Regions from separate parts of the Mus musculus genome. Here region 1 is linked to region 2. Evidence: chromatin loops called from intact Hi-C (ENCODE). Cell type or tissue: left cerebral cortex. All regions are shown on one strand. Links, peaks and the distances in the headings refer to the core of each region. The heading gives the core; the rest is flanking DNA.

What was found. Hi-C counts contacts between places; a loop is a spot of excess contacts. Peaks named below come from ENCODE experiments on the same cell type or tissue, not always from the same donor. Only the 100,000 strongest peaks of a DNase experiment are listed, where the experiment ranks them.
Region 1: a loop joins it to region 2, with 7 times the contacts of the local background. A loop is called at or near these places in 5 of 42 quality-filtered maps.

Annotation. Positions count from the first base shown.
Region 1 is chr7:140,316,802-140,329,018 of GRCm38, forward strand. It overlaps Olfr525 (olfactory receptor 525), which reads left to right and starts at 5,900. Exons shown (of 1, transcript NM_146956.1): 1 at 5,900-6,829. The coding sequence starts at 5,900. The coding sequence ends at 6,829. In left cerebral cortex, for the core only: a CTCF peak has its summit at 6,643; a DNase peak (open chromatin) is centred at 5,304.
Region 2 is chr7:140,442,505-140,454,721 of GRCm38, forward strand. No RefSeq gene overlaps it. Among named protein-coding and RNA genes, the nearest start is that of Olfr533, 18 kb to the right of the region's middle. In left cerebral cortex, for the core only: no CTCF peak of the experiment used is centred there; no DNase peak of the experiment used is centred there.

The sequences.
Region 1 (12,217 bases), core at 1,373-9,372, 130 kb before region 2:
ACCTGGAGCACACTCCAGGCAGCTCAGGAGGTTGGAGAGTGTTGTTTCCAATGAGTTGGTAGGTCTAAGCATATTCCAGGCACCTCTGTCGGTTTCTTCTTCCAGGTAGCTGGTCTGGTCTCAGAGTCTTCTTTGGCTTGTGTGATGGTGACTCTCAGCAGCCTTTATTGTTTATTAATGGATGGAAGGAGCCTTGTGAATCTGATCAGTTTTAGGAATTTACTAAAGCTATTTCAATTTTCCCCATTAATTTATTTATTCACATTAAATCCCAGTCAATACTCCCCACCTGCAGCCCCAGATGGAAACTGTAACAATGACATCAGTCCACTATGACTCTACATAAGAATGACTTGTGCTCACATAGGGAGTGGTGACTTCAGTTAGTGGGCTGCAATGTTTCTGGACTGACAGGAGGCATGTCCTGCATTGTGAAGGGAAATGTTTGCAGATATGGCAGATGGGAAAAGCCACAGTGAACAGATTTCCTGGGTAAGGCTGACCCAGTGGGGAGCATTGCTGGGTTCCATGGAGTCAAGGTGAGCCAATGGGAAACATTGCTGAGGTCTGGTTTTCTACCAAGTGGTGCATATGCCACTGCTGCTCTGTTCTCCAGTGCAGAGGGTTCTTCCCATCTGATTTAGTTACTCTCTGTCTTTGTGATAAGATACCATGACAAAGGGAGTTCATAGCAGGGTCTCTTTGGATTGACAGTTCCAGAAGGATAATGGTCCATGTATCCTTGATGCATAGCAGCAAGGAGCAGGCATGGTAGCTGGAGCAGAAAGCTGAGAGATTACATCATCAATGATGAATGCAAAGCAAAGAGAGGAAACTGGAGGCATGGCAAGCCTATACATCACCAGAGCTCACCTTCAGTGATGTTCTCCCACCAGCAAGCCATACATCTTAAACCTCCCCAAACAGTGGCATCACCTGGCAGCCAACTTCAAATACCTGAGCTTATGGGAGTGATTTGTTGTTCAAATCAGCATAGCATCTGCCCCTGCCTGATCCCCATGCCGGGAAAGACCTGCTTCCTCTAGGTTCCAAGATTGCAATAGACACTCCTAGTCTTTAAGTGGCTCCCTTGAAGTGACATTTGGGTTTTTGTTACTCAGAAAGCTCTACCAGGAACTGTTGGCCTCAGTGATGCAGATGAAAGAGGGAGGATTAGTTTTATTTTGATAGAAGCTCAATGCACTTGCTGGACACTCAGGTAGTGAGGAAAAGATAGTAAGGCTAGCACACTTCACAGGTGGGAAGCCGTAACAGGAATGAAGTATTTAGAGAAAATGATTGCGTGAGCCAAACACACATTGCATGGAAGCTAATGATTTTGGAACACGTTTATTCTTGTGATGTCTTTGTTAATGTTTTCTTTAGCTTCTAGCAAATATAAACTTATGAATAAATCAGGAACCATGGGGGCACAACAATAATCCCAGTACTTGAACTTCACAGTAAGACTGTCTCCACAAAAGGAAGTCAATCATAAAAACAAGCCGACAACTACAATCACAGAGAGCATTTGGGGCTGAGTGGAGACTAGGCTCAGAGGGAGAAGCAAGGCTTTCTTGGGTAGGGATCCTGTTGGAGGAAGCCCAGGATTTGGTGCATGTGGGACAGCCAACCAACCCAATGAAAGTGATTCAGGTCAGCAAGCCATTGGAGTGGCACACAGTGGGTTTCCCTGCACAGGATGCTAAGCTTTGGATGCTCCAATAAATTGTACAATAGCATGGGCTCTAGAGACAGCCCTTTGTGGGTGTGGGGTTGCATTTCTACTTTTCATGAGTGGCTGTGGTCCAGATCTGATGCCTATCCTTCTGCAGTTCAAAGAGTGAGTCTAGCTCATGTAACTTTGGATCTTTCTAGGTGTGTGAAACTATTGACATATTTGTTTTCAGAAATCTAAATGTGGTCCCAGGAGTTCTTTATGTCCAAACTCCTGGAGGATAAAGAACCACTACATAGGGAACAAATTGGCCCCCAGTGACTGAACCTGGCATTGAATGGCCCCATGTGCACCAGCCCCTAGGCAGCTCCAGGACATCAACAAGTGGAGCTCCTGTAACCACAAGCAATGGGATGAACCAAAGCCTGGCCATCCTATCCTACTGAACAGGAGAGCCCAAGGTCATCTTCAAATCAGTTCTAATTTAATTCTCACGAGAAAACAGCCATGGGGATATTCTAAGTGCTGTTCTCTTTAGAGGTAGCCCAGACAGGCCTACCTAACTCCATGATGGATGTGTATAACCCCATCGCCCAGAGGGATGACAAACAGAGGCTGCTCCTACTTTACTACATGCAATGTCAGTCCTTCTAATGCACTGGGTGTGTTATGGATAACATGTTGCTGTGTGTTCTGCAGGAGCTCATCTAATGTCATCAGAGTTGCTTTCATAGAGCCTCCATGACCAGCTCCCCCTAGCTTTCCTCTTCTGAGCCCTCTTTCCTATTTGGGGTTGTGTAGGAGATAGTCCTACAGTTGCTTCCTAAATAAAAATGAAAAATGTGGCTTACTGTGCCTTCTTTGAAGAGTCAAAGCCTCCTGTACTCTGTGCTGTCATACCTGAGCTGAAGTGGTGGTGGGGGGCTGCTTCAAGGAGCAGTACAGGCCAGTTGCAGGGCTGTCCACCTCATTCAAGTTCTTGACCCTACAGCCCCTCCCTGCTGGTTAGCTTTTAGCTGTTAATGTCCTTCACTGCATGTGGCCATTAAAGCAGCCAAACCACCACATGGTATTTTCACAGGCAGAAGACAGAGTCCTCACAGGCCTATGGGCAGTTGTTAGGTCCATGGCCACACTACCACATCTCATTGCTGGGCTGTCTGGGTACCCTGCTCTGTGATGACTGCTGCTCCAGGGCAGTGAGGGGCAGATGACCGACCATCAGTTTTCCATGAGCTAATTAGCCCTAGGTTTGAGGCTTATATGCTATAAATATGGTGACTTGTTTTGGACTACGCATTATCCTTAAACCAGTGTAACAGACTTAAATTACTTATTAGTTTTATAACTCAGATTAGTCTCTTTATGGTGGATTGACTAGAAAGATCAAATTTAATTGAAGCTCTTATCTCATCTTAATGTGCTCTACAAATTGTTCGAATCTTGAGTTGTGCTATAAGTGTTGTGTTTGTTGTTCTGTTAAATAGGTAACATTTTAGGAGAGATTGATAATGTGCATATTAACAGAGTTCAAGGACTTTGGAGGATCTGGAACTTAAGGTGGCCAGTGGTCATTTGGTTTGTGGAGTTTGGATTATTTTAGGTCCATTAGTTTTTGCAATGACTGATTCTGAACGGGTTACTTTGTGTACTGATCTGTGACTACAAGAGATGGTTCACCCCCGCTGTGAGTCTTCTGGCTTTACAGGGAAGCCAATCTGCTGCCAAGGGCTCATGCCACAGAACATGGTGGACCTCAAGTCCTGTAATTCATGCTGAACCTCACCTCCACAGTTTTCACACAATCTCTCCCCATGGGAAGATTTGAAAACTTCAGAGAAAAGTTGCTTCTATTCAGGGTCAACCTCAAGTGTGATCTACCATAATGACTGTGCATTTCCCAGTCAAAGCATGAGAGTGGCCTACAATTTATGTCCTCAGATAGTGATGAATTAACTGATCAGAGTTGGTTTATCAATAGGACCATGTCACACCAAGATAATTTAATGATGCAATGATAAAAGGAGGGGAGGGAAACCAATAAACTATGCTGAGGAACAGTTTGTTAACATGAAATACATCCTCCTACAGGGATCAAGGGTACATGATGCTCAGGCAAGCTGTCTTGCACGCATCCCCAGGGTAGAAATCACCACAGGGGGTCAGTGTCCTAGAGCACATGACCTCAGGCATCTGCTTTCTCTATGCCTTAGGGTCCTGGTGTCTCAGCTTGGGGACTATGGCCTAGAGGGACTCCTGTTTACCTCATTGTGGGTAATTGCTCTCTGTGGGCCACTCCCTAGCAACCTCAGTGTCCACCCCATGGGGCAGACCCTACATTAAGGTCAAGAGCAAACAAAAGAGACACAGGGTTATAGCTTTGTGCCCATCCTGTATGTTCTCTATGACATGTAGACATCTTGGGTATAGATGGGCAGCCACAGACAGCTTCTCCTTCCATGTGAGTTGCTCCTTCCTCTATTCCCTCTTTCCTTTTGGGTACCCATCTCTCTCTCTCTCTCTCTCTCTCTCTCTCTCTCTCTCTCTCTCTCTCTCTCTCTTTCTCTCTCTCTCTCTCTCCTTTCTTTCTTCTTTCTGTGTCTTCTGTGAGGGAGAGATAATTCTCAGAAGAGATTTGGTTTTGCTTTGATCTATTTTAGTATATAAAAATGAAAAAAAAACCTGTTACCAGAATTACTTTGACTCATAGTTACAGTTTGAAACTTTAAATGCATGGCTCTGTAGGTTTGCTCTGTGACCTATCTGCACTGTTGATCAGTATGAATAGAAATCTTGCCTTGTGGCTTGGCTCTGAGGCAGATTTGGGTCTCTAAAGAGGCATGGTGGTTTCCTGTGGATCTGGTACAGAGTTCAGAACTCAGAGCCACCTGTGGCCTGAATAGTTAGAAGCAGACAGTTACTAGGGTTGAGATGTAGACAGAGGGAATTTGGGGGGTTCAGTTGAGAGGCCCTGCCTTCTGTATGAGGCCCCTGGGATCTGCAGGGAAGGCTCACAGATAAATCTTTCCTTTTGTGGGCACAAGTATGGGTCTTGAAGTTTCTATGGGTAGCTTAGCTCTTCAATAGGAGGGGTTGGGGAATCATAGGCTCAGGTCCTTCTCTTAAGTTCACCCTGTAGGAGAAAGACCTTGATCTGTGCAATCACAGGGGGAAAGTGTCTTCCTTGTTCAGCACATACCCTTTGTGACTTCTTTGTTTTCACATACCCTTTGTGACTTCTTTGTTTTCATGTAGCCAACATCCCACTCATGGAGTCTCCAGGATGGGTGTGGGCCTGCTCATTCCCATCAGATAGTAGAAAGGGGCAGAGCTCTTTCTCTGCATGCTGATCAGTTCCTATTCTTCTCTACCTGAGAGGCCCATATGCTTGGAGAGTCCTGGATGATTAGAGATATATGTGTATAAGGTGAGGGGAAGATAGACTTGAAGCTGGGTAGGAGTGATAGCCTAGAAATTGGGGGCTGGCGTGAAGCCAGGTCCATGCCTTTCATGTTGTTTCCAGTCCTGGCACAGCCTGATACCTTCTCTGGCAGGCACAAGCCTTCCCAGGGTAGTGAGTGATACCTGTTGTCCTCGCTGGGTTTGTCATCCTCAAGGGAGTGATTTAGAGTGGCCACGTAGAAATAGACAGTTCTGGTATTTACAAAAGGGTTATATTCATTCCCCAAGAGCCAGGGCCATCTGTACCACCTACATGCCATTCTGTAACAGCTTCGTGTTCTGAATCTATCACGACCCCAAAACATACATCCTGGAACTGTTTTTATGCCTGCCTCTGAGAACCCTGGCCCACTCCTTGATAAGGTTGGTCTTCTCTAGGTTCAAAAGGTCTATGCTGTGGAACAGACTGCCCCTTAGTATGCCTTAGCTGCCTGGTGTACATGCTGAAAGGAGCTCCAGTTCTCAGAGTATCATAGGGCATGATCTATGTTAAATCAAACAGAAGCTGTAGATGGATATTGCCCATCACAGGCAGGGGTTCCTTCTGTTCTGGGTCTACTGTGTACAGAGTGGAGAGTTCATGCTCACACTGTCACACTGTGTTGAGAGATGATGTTATCAATTCTACAGAAACAGAGCATTGAGAAGCACTCCTACTCACGGCTGTCTGAACCCAGTGTGAAATGATGGCTGCCTCACACCTGGTGTCTCCTTGACCATCCCATCTGTGTCACAGTAACTCCCAGGACTCACTCTCAAATGGAAATAAACAATTACACAACTGTGGTGGAGTTTGTCCTGCAGGGACTCTCTGAGGACCCTGGGCTCCAGGCTCTCTTCTTGGCCTTTTTCTTGCTTCTTTACATCCTGGCTCTTGCAGGAAACACCCTCATCATCATAGCCATCAGCCTCAACTCAAGCCTTCACACCCCCATGTACTTCTTCCTTGCAAACCTGGCCCTGTTGGACATCGTCTGTACATCCACTGTTCTTCCCAAGCTGCTGGAGGGTTTGGTGGGTAAGAGCAGCCACATTTCTTATAAGGGATGCATGACCCAACTCTTTTTCCTGACCTGGTTTCTAGGGGCTGAGCTGCTGCTGCTCACTGCCATGGCCTATGACCGCTATGTGGCCATCTGTCGCCCACTGCACTACAGCATGCTGATGAGCTGGCCCATCTGTGTCCTGCTCGCCGGCAGTGTGTGGGTCATCAGTGCAGCCAGCACATCTGTGCACACTGGCTTGATGGCACGACTCAATTTCTGTGGCCCCAACCAAATTCGTCACTTTTTATGTGAAGTCCCAACACTGCTGCTTCTGTCTTGCAGCCCAACCACCCTCAACAACATCATGATTGTCATTGCAGATGTTTATTTTGGTGTGGTCAACTTTCTGTTGACTATGATATCCTATAGCTTCATCATCACCAGCATCCTGCGCATCCGCTCCACAGAGGGCAAGAAGCGAGCCTTCTCTACCTGCTCTGCCCACCTGGTGGTGGTTGTCCTGTACTACTCCACCGTCATCTACACCTATTTGCAGCCTGGCTCCGGATCCTCCTTGGAGAATGGCAAAGTAGTTGCTTTATTGTACACAGCAGTCAGCCCTACCCTGAACCCCGCCATTTATTCTCTAAGGAACAAGGATGTCAAAGTTGCCCTCAAAAAGTTATTTCCCTGTTTCCAATGAGGAGGCAGAAGGCAACAAATGTGACTTGATCAAGCTGTTGATGAACTATTTGGGATGTGTGACTGAGAATCTGATGTCCTGTCAGAGAACAGATAGGTAATTCATATGGATGTACATCTTCTGTGCTCTCATTGGAGGAGCCACTGGCCATTTTCTTTTGGAAGTGAGGACATCCAGGTTTGGGGTAGGCTGTGTGTTTATATCCTGGGTAGCTATCTCTTACGTAGAGCTTTTTGGTATCATGCATTGGAGAAAATCACCCAGACCCGGATATTGGACTAAGTCCTCTTAGTTTGGACTTGAGAAGTGTGTCTGGTGGCACCATGGTCCTTACACCTCTGAGAGGAGAGAGAACAAGCAATATGCTTCTCATACCAGCAATGCCCAGGAAAGGTGTGGGTTGACACATCTCTTCTTCTCCAGTTGGGATGCTTTGCTGTCATAGTAGAGGATGCCAGACTTTTCTTGGTTTGGACAGAAGCTTCTGCAGACTGAGTAGGAGTTCAATCTCCCTCTGGCCTCTGAATGCTGTTGCACACTGCATCCTCCTAGACTCTCTTCTCACCTCTACACAGTCTCCTCTGGACTATGATAAACACTGTGTTGTTTGATGCTGTTGCTAGCATCCTCCAAATGTACAGTTGCCTTGTGATTCTTCACCTCTGAATCCTTTGCTGTGGCTGTTTTTTTTTTTTTTTTTTAAGACCTTGATTTCTTTGCCAGTCACTTGTTCCAAGACACTTGTCAGAGTCTTTTGTTTTGACCCACTCCCTGCCATGTCATGATTGTTTTCTCTCTTCAAGGGCACACTCATGATCCTAGGAAGCCTCTATGAATGACCCAATACTCTCCACTCAGTATACAAGCAGACGCATGTACAACCACACCTGTTAATGTCAGTGGTGTTCATGTTCTCAGAGATCAGTCCACAGAAAGTAGCTTTTTTCTTTCTACCAAGCAGGATGTAGAAGTCCACATAGGTTATCAGGCTTAGCAAGCACCTCTACCTGCTGAGCCATCTCATTGGTCCTACATATTTGGTCCTGAGATGTGTTTTCTACCCTGTATCCAGGGTTTTAATGTCCACAGTTCCGTACTGAAAGAATTCAAGCATAGTGAATTGGTCAGGATTTAGCCGGGCAGCTGTGATCTTGTACCCACTGCTCTGCTGTTGAGTTCTTGCTCTATATCCACTTCCTAATTTATTTATGCACATGCCCCTCTACTTTACTCATTTCAAAACAAGCTGCAAACATCAATTAATTCATTCTCCCTTAAATAGTTTCATATGCGTATTAGAGGCAGTCATTTGTTTATAGGTTTTTCTGGCTTGGGTAAAATTTTCAGACAGTGAAATGAGTGACTCAGTGTATCACTTACTGAGTTTTGGCAAATACACAGAGCTATGCAATGCAAGTCTCCTAGGAGAGTGGAGATGGTAGCCTTTAATGTAGGATGTTTTACCCAGGGCTGTTCTACATGTTGGACTTGAAGTCATCAGTGTCCTTTCTGGTAGTCATTGCTGCCTGATATTTCAGCTGCAGGTCGATTTTGTGTGTTATAGAACTTTGTACACACGGCGTCATGCAACACACATTCTTTGACATGTATGCTCTTTCATAGCACAGTGTTTTTTAATTTTATTTATATGTATGAATGTTTTGACTGGATGTATGCATGTGTACCACAAGCATGCCTGGTGCCCTTGGAGGTCAAGAGAGGGTGTTGGATCCCTGGTTGAAGTTACAGATGACTCTAATCCAACATATGGGTGTGGTACTACAACCCAGTTCATCTGCATGAGCAATAAGTGTTCCTAGGTGCTGAGCCATCTTTCTAGCCCAGAAAAGTATTTTAAGTATTCCTTCCTGTTATCATGCATGTGTAACAAGTACTGTGCTCTTTTCTATTTTGGTGAGCAGTAGATTCTAAGGCTTTATCACACTGTATTATCCAGCTTCTTTCTATAGATAATCATCAAAGTCCTATTCCATGCTTTTCTTTTTCTGTAGTAAGTGACTGTGAATGGCTTTGTGGGGTCTCAGGGTGTGTGTGGGCTGAGTTTTGTAAGGAAATTATCACCGAGGTTTCATCCTTTTCATGCTCATCAACAGTGAATGGGGTTTCTACTGGTATTTACCACCACCTACATTCATTGATAGAAAGAAGTTCAGAATTGAAGTCTAACTATCCCTAACTCCTGAGAGGCTCCTGAGAGGCTCCCTGCTGCTTTAGGAGTGACACTGGCATTGGGGGTGGCTTGCATTGTTCTTTACTGCAGAGGTGCAGCCCTACAAACTACCCCAATTATTGCTTCACACATCTGTTCTGCCCCCCCCCCCCCATGCTCATTAACACTCCTGTTGATTTCTTTATTTGATGTGTTGCTTAGGAAGGCATTACTTAAACTCTAAATATTGAGGCATTTCCTGTTGGCATTGTTATTGATTGCAAGGAGGCATGAATTTGGCTTGATCTAGCTTCCTTAGAGTCAGTTGCTCCTGGAGCACTCTGTGCCTTTCAGTTCCTGATAAACCATGGGACTCTTTCAGGCAGTGAAGCATTCAGGCTCTGTGTTTCCTGGAAGTCAGTGAAGCTCCACAGGACAATTACTCTGAGACATTAATATTGAATACTCTGTATAACATGCAAATGTTGTTGTGGGAAGCCACATGTGCCGTTGCAGAGTGGCGCTGGCTATTGCTGGCCACCACGAATAAGTTTGGACAAACAACCAATGTGTACATATGCAGTAAATCTTTTTGCCAAGACACTGCCTGGCCCGAGCATGACAATGAGGTTTTGAGAGTATAACCAATCAGATGTGAGACATGCAAATAAGGTATGATAATGAGGTTCTGTGAGGTACTGAGAGAGAGTAACCAATCAGATGAGGAACATGCAAATGAGGTATAGTGCATAACCAATCCGGGTGTGACACACGCCTCTCCTAGGCCTATATAAGCAGCACCAGTTCCGGGCTCGGGGTCTCTTCGCCACTGCAATCAAGCTCTCCCAATAAACTTGTGCAGAAGGATCCTGTTGCAGTGTCGTTACTGCTGGCCAGTCCGGCACGCGCAAGATGTTGTGTCTTGGCAACTACAATCATACTCTTCCTGGCAACTGCCATTATACTCTGTCCCTGATAGGGGTATCCAAAGTCTGATTGTTTGTAATGAACTTGTCTCATCCTCAGTCTTGCTCAGACCCCTCCATCCTGGTCTGGTTTCATTTCTCACTGACCAGATCAGGAGATCCTGGCTTAGTGCCAAAGTGCTGGTGCTTAGAGTTGGCTTTAATTCTGCAACTCTCTCTGTCTGTCTATCTATCTATCTATCTATCTATCTATCTATCTATCTATCTATCTATCTATCTAATCTTATATCACTTATACCCTTTTAATTGTGTTGAGACTTGTTTTATTGCTGAGTATGGGGTAAAAGTCAGAGAGACCTCATAAAGTCCCTGTATCCTGTCATCATTGTGTGTGGCGCTCATGCACTGGTTTGGAGGCTGATAGTCCTTGCTTATCTCTCTCTCCTTGTTCTGTCCCTAACTGAGAGGACTGAGATACCCCACTGTAATAAACCAGATAACATTGTCTTGTACTTATACCAGTTTCGCTAGGACATGCGGGTTTTGTGTTCTTCTGTTACACTGTTTCCAACTCCATGTTAATACTTTTCATCAATAAATAAGTTCTTTTATTCATGCTACTAACTTCTACTCTGAGATTAACACTGATATTAAATCAATCCCTCTAGCTTTCATTCAACTGTTAGCATAGTGTATATTTTTATTATTTTACTTCCAGCCTTATCTATCTATCTATCTATCTATCTATCTATCTATCTATCTATCTATCTATCTATCTATTTTTCCCGAGACTGGGTTTCTCTGTGCAGTTTTGGCTGTCCTGGAACTCAGGCTAGTCTCGAACTCAGAAATCCACCTGCCTCTGCCTCTGATTACAGGCATGAACCACCACTGCCCGGCTTTATTTTTATATTTTAAGTATATACTTTTGTAGGCATCATATAGTCTGATTATGCTTTATTCTGCAACCTGAAAAACATGCAATAGTTAATTTGGATATTCTGACTGTATTTAATGTGGTTATTTCATTTATGAAAGGTAACTTCTCAACCTCCTATTTCCCGAGGTTGCCTGTTTGCATTCTTTCTGCTGACCCTCAGGATTTCAGTCCTTTTTTTCTCACCCAATACCAGATCAGGCTCTCCTCTTCCCCCCAATGCTCCCGCCATCCACTTTCCCTCTCAGATCTCTCTCTCCCTCCCCCCTTGTGATTGCTTTCTTCTCTCTCCCAAGTGAGACTGAGGTATCCTCACTTGGGCACTTCAGCTTGTTGACCTTTTTGAGTTCTGTGGACTGTATCTTAGGTATTCTCTACTTTTTTTTTTCTAATACCCACTTATCAGCGAGTACATACCACCATGCCTTTTTGGGCCTGAATTACCTCATTCAGGATGATATTTTCTATTGCCATCCATTTGCCTGCAATACTCAGGATGTCCTCATTCTTAATAGCTGAGTAGTATTCCATTGTGTAATTGAACCACATTTTCTGTATCCATTCTTCTGTCATAGGACATCTAGGTTGTTTCCAGCTTTTGGCTATCACAAATAAGGCCACATAGTGGAACATGTGCCTCTGTGGCATGGTGGGCCATCTTTTGGGCATAATCCTAAGAGTGGTATAGCTGGGTCTTCAAGTAGATCTATTTCCAATTTTCTGAGGAACCTTCAGATTGATTTACAGAGTGGTTGTACCAGTTTGCAATCCCACCAGCAATGGAGGAGTGTTCTTCTTTCTCCACATCTCTCTCCAACATATTTTGTCACCCAGTGTTTTGATCCTAGTCATTCTGCTTGGTGTAAGGTAGAATCTCAGGGTCATTTTGACTTGCATTTCTCTGATCACTAAGGACTTTGAACATTTCTTTAGGTGCTTCTCAGCCATTCGAGATTTTTCAGTTGTGAAATCTTGGTTTAGTTCTATACCCCATTTTTTGATTAGGTTGTTTGGGAGACTCTCAGGAATCAAAGGGAGGGACCTTAGATGAAATGCCTGATAGTAGGGAGAGGGAACTTACAGAGACCACCTCCAGCAGGAAGACAGGGCATCAAGTGAGGGATGGGGCTGCCATCCCACAGTCACATCTTTGACCCATAATTGTTTCTGCCTTAAAGAATTACAGGGATGGAATGGAGAGGAGCCTGAGGAAAAAAAAGGTCCAGCAACAGGCCCAAAGTGGGATCCAGCTCAAGGGGAGGTCCCAAGGCCTGGTACTATTACTGAGGCTATGGAGTGTTCACAAAAAAGGACCTATCATGTCTGTCCTCTGAAAGACCCAAAAAGCAGCTGAA
Region 2 (12,217 bases), core at 1,784-9,783:
AGCCAGGCAGTGGTGGCACACGCCTTTAATCCCAGCACTTGGGAGTCTGAGGCAGGCAGATTTCTGAGTTCCAGCCCAGCCTGGTCTACAGAGTGAGTTCCAGGTCAGCCAGGGCTACACAGAGAAACCCTGTCTCCAAAACAAAACAAAACAAGTGACTTTAGCATTTATGAAATCTAAGAAAATGGGGGCAAGAGAATAAAAAGTGGGGATAAGGGAAGTTCTTTTCCCTTCTTTTTGTGTCTTCAGTACTAATCCATCTTTTCAGAATGTATGTCACATGGTACAAAGTTCAAAACAAGTTCACACATAAATTCAAGTCATCAATCCAATAAGAAGTTGACAACAGTGAATATCCATTAGGAGTATTTATCTGGCTAAACACTTATCACCTGTTACAACTCAACAGGTTTATGGAGAGTTAAAAAACATAGCTAAGTTATTAGTGAAGTTTTATATAGATAAATCAGTCAATATTATCTCTTCTATCCTAGAAACTACAATAAATCATGTGCTCCCTTTTTATGACCGTTGGTTAATGGTTTTAGAACCTCTTGGAATTTGCTCTGAGTAGTAGAAAGTCTGCTGACTATCTAGAAGCAATTAACTGGTGACACATTGGAGAGTGGCAGAGTTCTCATTGAAGTTTTGACTATCAGAAGAGACCTAATAGAAGTCCCACTATAAAAGAGCTTAATAAATACTGATGTAATTTTAGGAATTCTAATGGGATCATCATAAAGAATTGAGAACTCATCTATTTTTCTATATAGCATCACTACAAGATAGTGCATCTTGGTAGATCTGGAGAGATCTCCTCAAAAGGGTGGGATGACACCTAGTGGTTGTCATATATGTTTAATAATAGCAGGAAAAGCACATTAATAGCAGTAATATTTCCTAAAATGATTTTCTCTTGGGCCTTGTCTATAGGAATGAATCCGTTGTGGATTATTATAATTCAAGGCAGACCATCTCTGGAAGATCACCTGTTAGTTATTAGCTTGTTGGTTCCTAACAGTTAAGATAAAACCTCAAGTATTAGCACAAGCTAGCTAGGATGTGGAGCAAAGAGAACACTCCTCCATTGCTGGTATGTGATGGTTTGCATATGCTCAGCCAAGGAACTGGCACAATTAGGTGTGGCCCTGTTGGAGTAGGAGTGTCACTGTGGGTGTGGGCTATAAGTCTCTCATCCAAGCTGCCTGGAAGTCAGTATTCTGACAGCAGCATTCAGATGAAGATCTAGAACTCTCAGCTCCTCCCCTGTTGTAACCCCTGAATTTCTTACACTCGAGAGACTTAGGTGTTATACAGACAGTTTGCCTCTGCTTTCCCTGCCAGAGGCTCCCATCCCCCCTCACCCCACCTCCCATCGCAAGCAAGATATGCAGACAGCTAGTTTCTGTGCTGTAGCAGACCTTCCCCCTCCCCTAGCATTAGCATGGCACAGCCTCAGTGTCTTCAAAAAACCAACACCCAACACTCCTCCTGATAACACTCCAGGTGCATGTCCTTGAGACCTTAGAGAAATAACAAGCTCAAGGGATCATGGAAAAAGTAAAAGGAAAACAGAGGTCAGGTCACAGACAGTTACAACTGGCCATAAAATTAGTCCTTGAACAGACACCCATTAACCCTCTCCTGCTTCACTACTATTCCACCCTCTGCTCCTCTTTTCACACTATCTCTATACTGTATATAAACCAAATAGTTTCTGGACTCAGTGTCACTTGCCAGCACAAACTGAAAGGGCCAAGAGAGGATGCTTAAATCCCACTTAGAAGGGAGAACAAAACAATCATGGGAAGCTGAGGGACAGAAAGAGGGAAGGAGGGAGACAGGGAGGGAGGGAGGGAGGGGAGGGGAGAGAGGGAAGGAAGGGCAGAAGCAGAGTGGAAGAGGGGAGGGGGGAAGGAAAGGGGGAGCAGGGTCACATATGGGGCAAGATAGGAAAGAAGCCATGAGGGCCAGGAGAATAAAAGGACATATGCAGTTTTTGAGGGTGGTGTGCCCAGGAATCTGCAGAAAGTCCCAGAGACCTGGATGTGAGAAGTACCCAGAACTCAATGTGGTGACCTTTTCTTAAATGCCCAACACTGGGGAGATGAGGCCTGAAGAGTCCACTCCAGCAGTTAGAAAAGCCCCCAGTACAGGAAAAGAATCACCAACTCACCATCAAAATTTGTTATTCAAATTGTTCCTGTCTAAAAGAAAAGCAGGGGCAAAAATAGAGCAGAGACTGAAAGAATGGCTGACCAGTAACCTGCCCAACTTAGGATTTATCCCATGGGTTGGGACCAAACCCTGGCATTATTACTGATGATAGTAGGTTGTGCTTGCAGCCTAGCAGAGGTGTCCTCTGAGAGGCTCTACCAGCAGCAGACCAAGACAGATGCACAGCCAAGCATTGCACTGAGGTTGAAGACCCCTGTGGAAGACTTGGGGGAAGGATTAAAAGAACTTTAGGGGAGGGCAACGCCATAGGAAGACCAAAGGTGTCAACTAGGAGCTTCCAGAGATTAAGACACCAAACAAAGAGTATATGTGGGCTGATCCAAGGCCCCTGACATATATGTAGCAGAGAAGTGAATGCCCTGTTGTGCCCCAGTGAAAGACTACTTGCCTAAACCTGTAGTGACTTGATGCCCTAGAGAAGGTGCATGCCCAGGAGGGGCATCCTCTCAGAGGGGAAGAAGAGGAGAGATAAGGTGAAGGATTTTGAAGCAGGGGACTTGAGGGGCAATATTTGAGATGTAAATAAATTTAAAAATTAATTAGGCAGAAAATAAAATAATGAAAAAATACATCATACTAACAGTTGAATGACAGCTGCACCAGCTAAGCATTTTAATATCAGACAGTCTTAATCTCAGAGCAGAAGTTAATAGCATAAATATAGGAAATTATTTATTGACAAAGGGTTAACATGGAGTTAGAAACAGTCAGTGTGACAGAAGAACCCCAAAACACTTCTACCCCTAGCAACAGAACTATTAGGCACAGGAAAAGAAACTGATATACGTACAAGGCAAAGTAAAGTGGTTTATTACAGTGGAGTATCTCAGTCCTCTCAGTAATGATCAGAGCAAGAAGGACACCAGCACGAACTAACTGCCTCCAGAAATTGCGTCCTCCATTCTTCATGAGCACCAACACAATGATGACAGGATACAGGGTCTTTTGAGGACCCTCCGAACATGTGTGTGTGTGTGTGTGTGTGTGTGTGTGTGTGTGTGTGTGTATGTTTGTGTGTGGTCAGTGAGAAATGAAAACCAGACCAGGATGGAGGGGTCTGAACAAGACTGAGGATGAGACAAGTTCACTACAAGCAATGAGACTTTGGATACCCCTATCAGAAAGAGAGTATACTGGCAGTTGCCCAGGAAGAATACAACTGTAGTTGCCAGGATACAGTGTTTGCAAGCTATATAGAGTGTACAATATTAATGTCTCAGAATAATTATCCTGTAGGCCCTTTATATGCATTGCTGACTTCTAGGAAACACAGCCTGAATGCTTTTCTTCCTTGAGGAGTGCCTCAGTTTCTCAAGAACTGAAAGGCACAAGGTTCTCCAGGAGCAACTGACTCTAAGGAAGCTAGATGAACAGTGCCAATTGGGAAATGCCTAAATATTTAGAATTTAAGTAATACCTTCCTAAGTAACACATCAAAAAATGTAAATCACCAGGGGTGTTAAGGACCACAGGGGCAGAACAATGTGTGAAGCAGTAGTTGATGTACTTTGTAGGGCTGCACCTCTGCACTAAATAACAACAGTGCAGCCCTAAAAACTACATCAACTACTGCTTAAAACCTGTCTTAGTCAGGGTTTCTATTCCTGCACAAACATCATGACCAAGAAGCACGTTGGGGAGGAAAGGGTTTATTCAGCTTACACTTTCCACACTGCTGTTCATTACCAAAGGAAGTCAGGACTGGAACTCAAGCAGGTCAGAAAGTAGGAGCTGATGCAGAGGCCATGGAGGGATGTTCTTTACTGGCTTGCTTCCCCTGGCTTGCTCAGCCTGCTCTCTTATAGAACCAAGACTACCAGCCCAGAAATGGTCCCACCCACAAGGGGCCTTTCCCCCTTGATCACTAATTGAGAAAATGCCTTACAATTGGATCTCATGGAGGCATTTCCTCAACTGAAGCTCTCTGTGATAACTCTAGCTATGTCAAGTTGACACAAAACTAGTCAGTACACAACCCCAATGTTAGTGTCACTCCTAGAGCAGCAGGGAGCATCTCAGGAGCTGAGAAGGAGTTAGGGATGATTAGGCTTCAATCCTGAGTCCTTTTCTTTCAATGAATGTAGGTGAGAGTAAAAGCCAGTAGAAATCCCATTCACTGTTGCTGAGAGTATGAAGGGTAAAACCCCAGTGAAAACTTTGATACAAAACTCAGCTTCCACTCACCCTGAGTCCCTGAGAAGCCATTCACAGTCACTTACTGCAGAGAAAGAAAGGAATGGAAGAGGATTTGATTGTTTATGGGAGTTGAGTAATAAAGTGTGTTATAGCCTTAGATCATAGTACTCATCAAAATGGAAAAGAACATAGCATTGGTTACATAAGCGAACAGGAGTGCATTTTAAATATTGTTGTGTGGCTGGAAAGATGTCGCATCATTTAAGAACACTTACTGCTCTGCAGATGACCTGGGCTCTATTTGCCCATCCACATGTTGACATACAGCCATCTGTCACTTCATTCCAGGGACTCTAACACCCTCTTCTGACCTCCAAGGCCACCAGGCATGCTTGTAGTATATATACAAACATCCAGTCAAAACCTTCATATATATAAATAATATTAAAAAAATAAAAAAACAATGTGCTATGAAAGAGCACACATGTCAGAATTTGTGTTGCTTAATGTCATGTGTACAAAGTTCTATAACACACAAAACTGACCTGCAGCTGAAATTTCAGGACAGCAATAACTGCCAGAAAGGGCTCTGATGACCTCAGGCCCAACAGCCCTGGGTAAAACATACTATATTAAAGGCTACCATCTCCACTCTCCTAGGAGAGTTTTATTACATAGTTGTGTGCATTTGCCAAAACTCAGTAAATGATACCCTGACTTACCCATTTCACTGTCTGAAATTTTTTCCTTTAGAGCTTCAGGTCAGAAAAACCTACAAACAAATTATTGTCTCTAATATGCATATGAAACTCTTTAAGGAAGAGTGAATTAATAATTGTAGCTTGTTTTGAAATGAGTACAATAGAAGGGCACACAAATAAATAATTTAGAAAATGGATATAAAGCATGAACTCAACAGCAGAGGAATAGAGACAAAATCACAGCTGTCCGGCTACATCCTGTCCAATTCACTATGCTTGAACTCTTTCAGTAAAGCGCAGTGGACATTAAAACCCTGGATACAGTGTAGAAAACACATTTTAAGATCAAAATGTATGACCAATACCATGGTTCAGCACTTGCTGCCAAGCATGATAGCCTTTGTTGACTTCTAAGAGACTTCTTGAAAGAAAAATAACATCTGGATCCTGTAGCCTGATCTATAATAAACATGAGCACAAAGATATTGACAAGTTTGATTGTGTCTGTGTGTGCTTTTATACTGAGAAGAGGATTTTGAGCCATTCACGGAGGTTTCCCAGGATCATGAGTGTGCCATTGAGGAGAGAAAGCAATCATGACATGGCAGAGAGTCTGTCAAACCCATATAGACCCTAACAAGTGTCTTGGAACAAGTGATTAGCAAAGAAATCAAGGTCTTCAAAAAGCAGCTACACCAATAGATTCAAAGGTGAAGAATCATAGGGGCAGTTGAACCTTTGGAGGTTGCTAACAACAGCATCAAGCAATACAGTGTTTATTATAGCATAGAGGAAACTGTTTGGGGGCAAGGGGGAAAGAGTCTAGGAGGATGCAGTGGACAACAGCATTCAGAGGCTAGAGGGATATTAATCTCTTACTCAGTCTGCAGAAGCTACTGTCCAAACCAAGAAAAGGCTGGCATCATTTACTATGACGGCAAAGCAACCCGGATCAAGAGGAACAGACGAGTCAACCCACACCTTCCTGGACATTACCTGCATGAGAAGTATATTGCTTGTTCTCTCTCCTGTCAGAGGTGTAAGGACCATGGTGCCACCAGACACAGTTCTCAAGTCCAAACTAAGAGGACTTAGTGCAATGTCGAGGTCTGGGTGATTTTCTCCAAGGCATGATACCAAAAAGCTCTATGTAAGAGATAGATTCCCAGGATATAAACACACAGCCTACCCCAAACCTGGATGTCCACATTTCCAAAATAAAATGGCCAGTGGCTCCTCCAAGGAGAGCACAGAAGATGTACATCTACCATATAAATTACCTATCTGTTCTCTGACAGGACATCAGATTCTCAGTCACACATCCCAAATAGTCCCTTCTGGTCTACCTTGGGCGCAGAGTCATCAGACACCACCAAGGTCCCCAAAGGAACCTCCACGGGATCTTAAGACCTCTGGTGAGTGAAACACAACTTCTGCCAGGAGGCAGGTTCGAACTCCAGATATCTGGGCACCTTCCCTGCAAGAGGAGAGCTTGCCTGCAGAGAGTGCTCTAAACACTGAAACTCAAGAAAGAGTTAGTCTCCCTGGTCTGCTGATAGAGGCTAATATAATCACCTGAGGAACAAGCTCTAACCAGAGACAACTATAACAACTAAATCCAGAGAGTACCAGACTGCGAAAGGCAAAAGAAAGAATCTTACTAACAGAAACCAAGACCACTCACCATCATCAGAACGCAGCACTCCCACCCCACCCAGTTCTGGGCACCATAACACACATGAAAAGATAGTCCCGGATTTAAAAGCATATCACATGATGATGGTGAAAGACATCAAAAAGGACTTTAATAACTCACTTAAAGAAATACAGGAGAACACTACTAAACAGGTAGAAGAACTTAAAAAGGAAGCACGAAAATCCCTTAAAGATTTGCAGGAAAAGATGACCAAACAGGTGATGGAATTGAATAAAACCATTCAAGACTTAAAAGGGAAGTAGACACAATAAATAAAACCCAAAGTGAGGCAACACTGGAGATAGAAACCCTAGGAAAGAAATCTGGAACCTTAGATGTGAGTATCAGCAACACAATACAAGAGATGAAAGAGAGAATCTCAGGTGAAGAAGATTCCATAGAGAACATTGGTACAACAATCAAAGTAAATGAAAAATGCAAAAAGATCCTAATTCAAAACATCCAGGAAATCCAGGGCACAATGAGAAGACCAAACCTACAAATAATAGGCGTAGATGAGAATGACAATTTTAAATTTAAAGGACCAGCAAACATCTTCAACAAAATTATAGAAGAAAACTTCCCAAACCTAAAGAAAGACATGCCTATGAACATACAAGAAGCCTACAGAACTCCGAATACACTGGACCAGAAAAGAAATTCCTCATGACACATAATAATCAGAACAACAAATGCACTAAATAAAGATAGAATATTAAAAGCAGTAAGGGAAAAAGGTCAAGTAACATATAAAGGCAGGTCTATCAGAATTACACCAGACTTTTCACCAGAGACTATGAAAGCCAGAAGAACCTGGACAGATGTTATACAGACACTAAGAGAACACAAATTCCAGCCCAGGCTACTATACCCAGCCAAACTCTCAATTACCATAGATGGAGAAACCAAAGGACTCCACGAAAAAAACAAATTCACACATTATCTTTCCACAAATCCAGCCCTTCAAAGGATAATAACAGAAAAAATCCAATACAATGACGGAAACCACGCCCTAGAAAAAGCAAGAAAGTAATCCCTCAACAAACCAAAAACAAGACAGCCACAAGAACAAAATGCCAACTCTAAAACCAAAAATAATAGGAAGCAACAATTACTTTTCCTTAATATCTCTTAATATCAATGGAATCAATTCCCCAGTAAAAAGACATAGACTAACAGACTGGCTACACAAACAGGACCCAACATTCTGCTGCTTACAGGAAACCCATTTCAGGGAAAAAGACAGACACTACCTCAGAGTGAAAGGCTGGAAGACAATTTTCCAAGCAAATGGTCTGTAGAAACAAGCGTGAGTAGCCATTCTAATATTTAATAAAATTGACTTCCAACCCAAAGTTATCAAAAAAGACAAGGGGGGACACTTCATACTCATCAAAGGTAAAATCCTCCAAGAGGAACTCTCAATTCTGAATATCTATGCTCCAAATACAAGGGCAGCCACATTCATTAAAGAAACTTTAGTAAAGCTCAAAGCACACATTGCACCTCACAAAATAATAGTGGGAGACTTCAACACACCACTTTCACCAATGGACAGATCATGGAAACAGAAACAAAACAGGGACACAGTGAAACTAACAGAAGTGATGAAAGAAATGGACTTAACAGATATCTATAGAACATTTTATCCTAAAACAAAAGAATATACCGTCTTCTCAGCACCTCATGGTACCTTCTCCAAAATTGACCAAATAGTTGGTCACAAAACAGGCCTCAACAGATACGAAAATATTGAAATTGTCCCATGCAAACTATCAGACCACCCTGGACTTAAGGATGATCTTCAATAACAACATAAATAATGGAAAGCCAACATTCACGTGGAAACTGAACAACACTCTTCTCAATGATACCTTGGTCAAGGAAGGAATAAAGAAAGAAATTAAAGACTTTTTAGAGTTTAATGAATATGAACCCACAACATACCTAAACCTATGGGACACATTGGAAGCATTTCTAGGAGGGAAACTAATAGCTCTGAGTGCCTCCAAAAAGAAACTAGTGAGATCACACACTAGCAGCTTGAGAACACATCTAAAGTTCTAGAAAAAAAGGAAGCAAATTCACCCAAGAGGAGTAGACGGCAGGAAATAATCAAACTCAGGGGTGAAATCAACCAAGTGGAAACAAGAAGTACTATTTAAACAATTAACCAAACGAGGAGTTGGTTCTTTGAGAAAAATCAACAAGATAGATAAACCCTTAGCTAGTCTCACTAGAGGGCACAGGGACAGGATCCTAATTAACAAAATCAGAAATGAAAAGGGAGACATAACAACAGATCCTGAAGAAATCCAAAACACCATCAGATCCTTCTACAAAAGGCTATACTCAACAAAACTGGAAAACCTGGACGAAATGGACAAAATTCTAGACAGATACCAGGTAGCAAAGTTAAATCAGGATCAAGTTAACGATCTAAACAGTACCATATGCCCTAAAGAAATAGAAGCAGTCATTAGTAGTCTCCAAGCCAAAAAAAAAAAAAAAAAAAAAAGCTCAGGACCAGATGGGTTTAGTGCAGAGTTCTATCAGACCTTCAAAGAAGATCTAATTCCAGTTCTGCACAAACTATTCCACAAAATAGAAGTAGAAAGTACTCTACCCAACTCATTCTATGAAGCCACAATTACTCTGATACCTAAACCATAGAAAGACCCAACAAAGATAGAGAACTTCAGACCAATTTCCCTTATGAATATCGATGCAAAAATACTCAATAAAATTCTCACTAACCAAATCGAAGAACACATCAAAACAATCATCCATCCTGACCAAGTAGGTTTTCTTCCAGGGATGCAGGGATGGTTTAATATACGGAAATCCATCAATGTAATCCATTATATAAATAAACTCAAAGACAAAAACCACATGATCATCTCCTTAGATGTAGAAAAAACATTTGACAAGATCCAACACCCATTCATGATAAAAGTCTTGGAAAGATCAGGAATTCAAGGCCCATACCTAACCATGATAAAAACAATCTACAGCAAACCAGTAGCCAACATCAAAGTAAATGGTGAGAAGCTGGAAGCAATCCCACTAAAATCAGGGACTAGACAAGGCTGCCCACTTTCTCCCTACCTATTCAACATGTACTCGAAGTCCTAGCCAGAGCAATTCGACAACAAAAGGAGATCAAGGGGATACAAATTGGAAAGGAAGAAGTCAAAATATCACTTTTTGCAGATGACATGATAGTATATATAAGTGGCCCTAAAAATTTCACCAGAGAACTCCTAAACCTGATAAACAGCTTCGGTGAAGTAGCTGGATATAAAATTAACTCAAACAAGTCAATGGCCTTCTTCTACACAAAGAAAAAACAGGCTGAGAAAGAAATTAGGGAAACAACACCCTTCTCAATAGTCACAAATAATATAAAATACCTTGGTGTGACTCTAACTAAGAAAGTGACAGATCTGTATGATATCTACTTCAAGTCTCTGAAGAAAGAAATTAAAGAAGATCTCAGATGATGGAAAGATCTCCCATGCTCATGGATTGGCAGGATCAACATTGTAAAAATGGCTATCTTGCCAAAAGCAATCTACAGATTCAATGCAATCCCCATCAAAATTCCAACTCAATTCTTCAACGAATTAGAAAGAGCTATCTGCAAATTCATCTGGAATAACAAAAAACCTAGGATAGCAAAAACTCTTCTCAAGAATAAAAGAACCTCTGGTGGAATCACCATGCCTGACCTAAAGCTTTACTACAGAGCAATTGTGATAAAAACTGCATGGTACTGGTATAGTGACAGACAAGTAAACCAATAGAATAGAATTGAAGACCCAGAAATGAACCCACACACCTATAGTCACTTGATCTTCGACAAGGGAGCTAAAACCATCCAGGAGAACAAAGACAGCATTTTCAACAAATGGTGCTGGCACAACTGGTGGTTATCATGTAGAATAATACAAATTGTTTCATTCCTATCTCCTTGTATTAAGGTCAATTCTAAGTGGATCAAGAAACTCCACATAAAACCAGAGACACTGAAACTTATAGAGGAGAAAGTAGGGAAAAACCTCGAAGACATGGGCACATGGGAAATTTTCCTGAATTGAACAGCAATGGTTTGTGCTGTAAAATCAAGAATTGACAAATGGGATCTCATGAAACTGCAAACTTCTGTAAGGCAAAAGATATCGTCAATAAGACAAAAAGGCCACCAACAGATTGGGAAAGGATCTTTACCTATCCTAAATCAGATAGGGGACTAATATCCAATATATATAAAGAACTCAAGAAGGTGGACTCCAGAAAATCAAATAACCCCATTAAAACATGGGGCTCAGAGCTAAACAAAGAATTCTCACCTGAGGAATAGCGAATGGCTGAGAAGCACCTGAAAAAATATTAGGTATCCTTAATCATCAGGGAAATGCAGATCAAAACAACCCTGAGATTCCATCTCACACCAGGTAGAATGGCTAAGATCAAAAATTCAGGTGACAGCAGATGCTGGTGAGGATGTGAAGAAAGTGGAACACTCCTCCATTGTTGGTGGGATTGCAAGCTTTTACAACCACTCTGGAAATCAGTCTGGCAGTTGCTCAGAAAATTGGACTTGGTACTACCGGAGGATCCCGCAATACCGCTTCTGGGCCTATATCCAGAAGATGTTCCAACTAGTAAGAAAGACACATGCTCCACTATGTTCATGGTAGCCTTATTTATAATAGCCAGAAGCTGGAAAGAACCCAGATGCCCCTCAACAGAGGAATGGATACAGAAAATGTGGTACATTTACACAATGGAGTACTACTCAGCTATTAAAAAGAATGAATTTATGAAAATCCTAGGCAAATGGATGGACCTGGGGGGCATCATCCTGAGTGAGGTAACCCAATCACAAAGGAACTCACACAATATGTACTCACTGATAAGTGGATATTAGCCCAGAAACTTAGGATACCCAAGATATAAGATACAATTTGCTAAACTCATGAAACTCAAGAAGAATGAAGACCAAAGTGTGGACACTTTGCCCCTTCTTAGAATTGGGAACAAAACACCCATGGAAGGAAGTACAAAGACAAAATTTGGAGCTGTGACGAAAGGATGGGCCATCTAGTGATTGCTCTATCCAGGGATCCACCCCATAATCAGCATCCAAACGCTGACACCATTGCATACACTAGCAAGATTTTGCTGAAAGGAACCAGATATAGCTTTCTCTTGGGAAACTATGCCGGGGCCTAGCAAACACAGAAGTGGATGCTCACAGTCAGCTATTGGATGGATCACAGGGCCCCCAATGGAGGAGCTAGAGAAAGTACCCAAGGAGCTAAAGTGATCTGCAACCCTATAGGTCGAACAACATTATGAACTAACCAGTACCCCAGAGCTCTTGACTCTAGCTGAATAAGTATCAAAAGATGGCCTAGTCAGCCATCACTGGAAAGAGAGT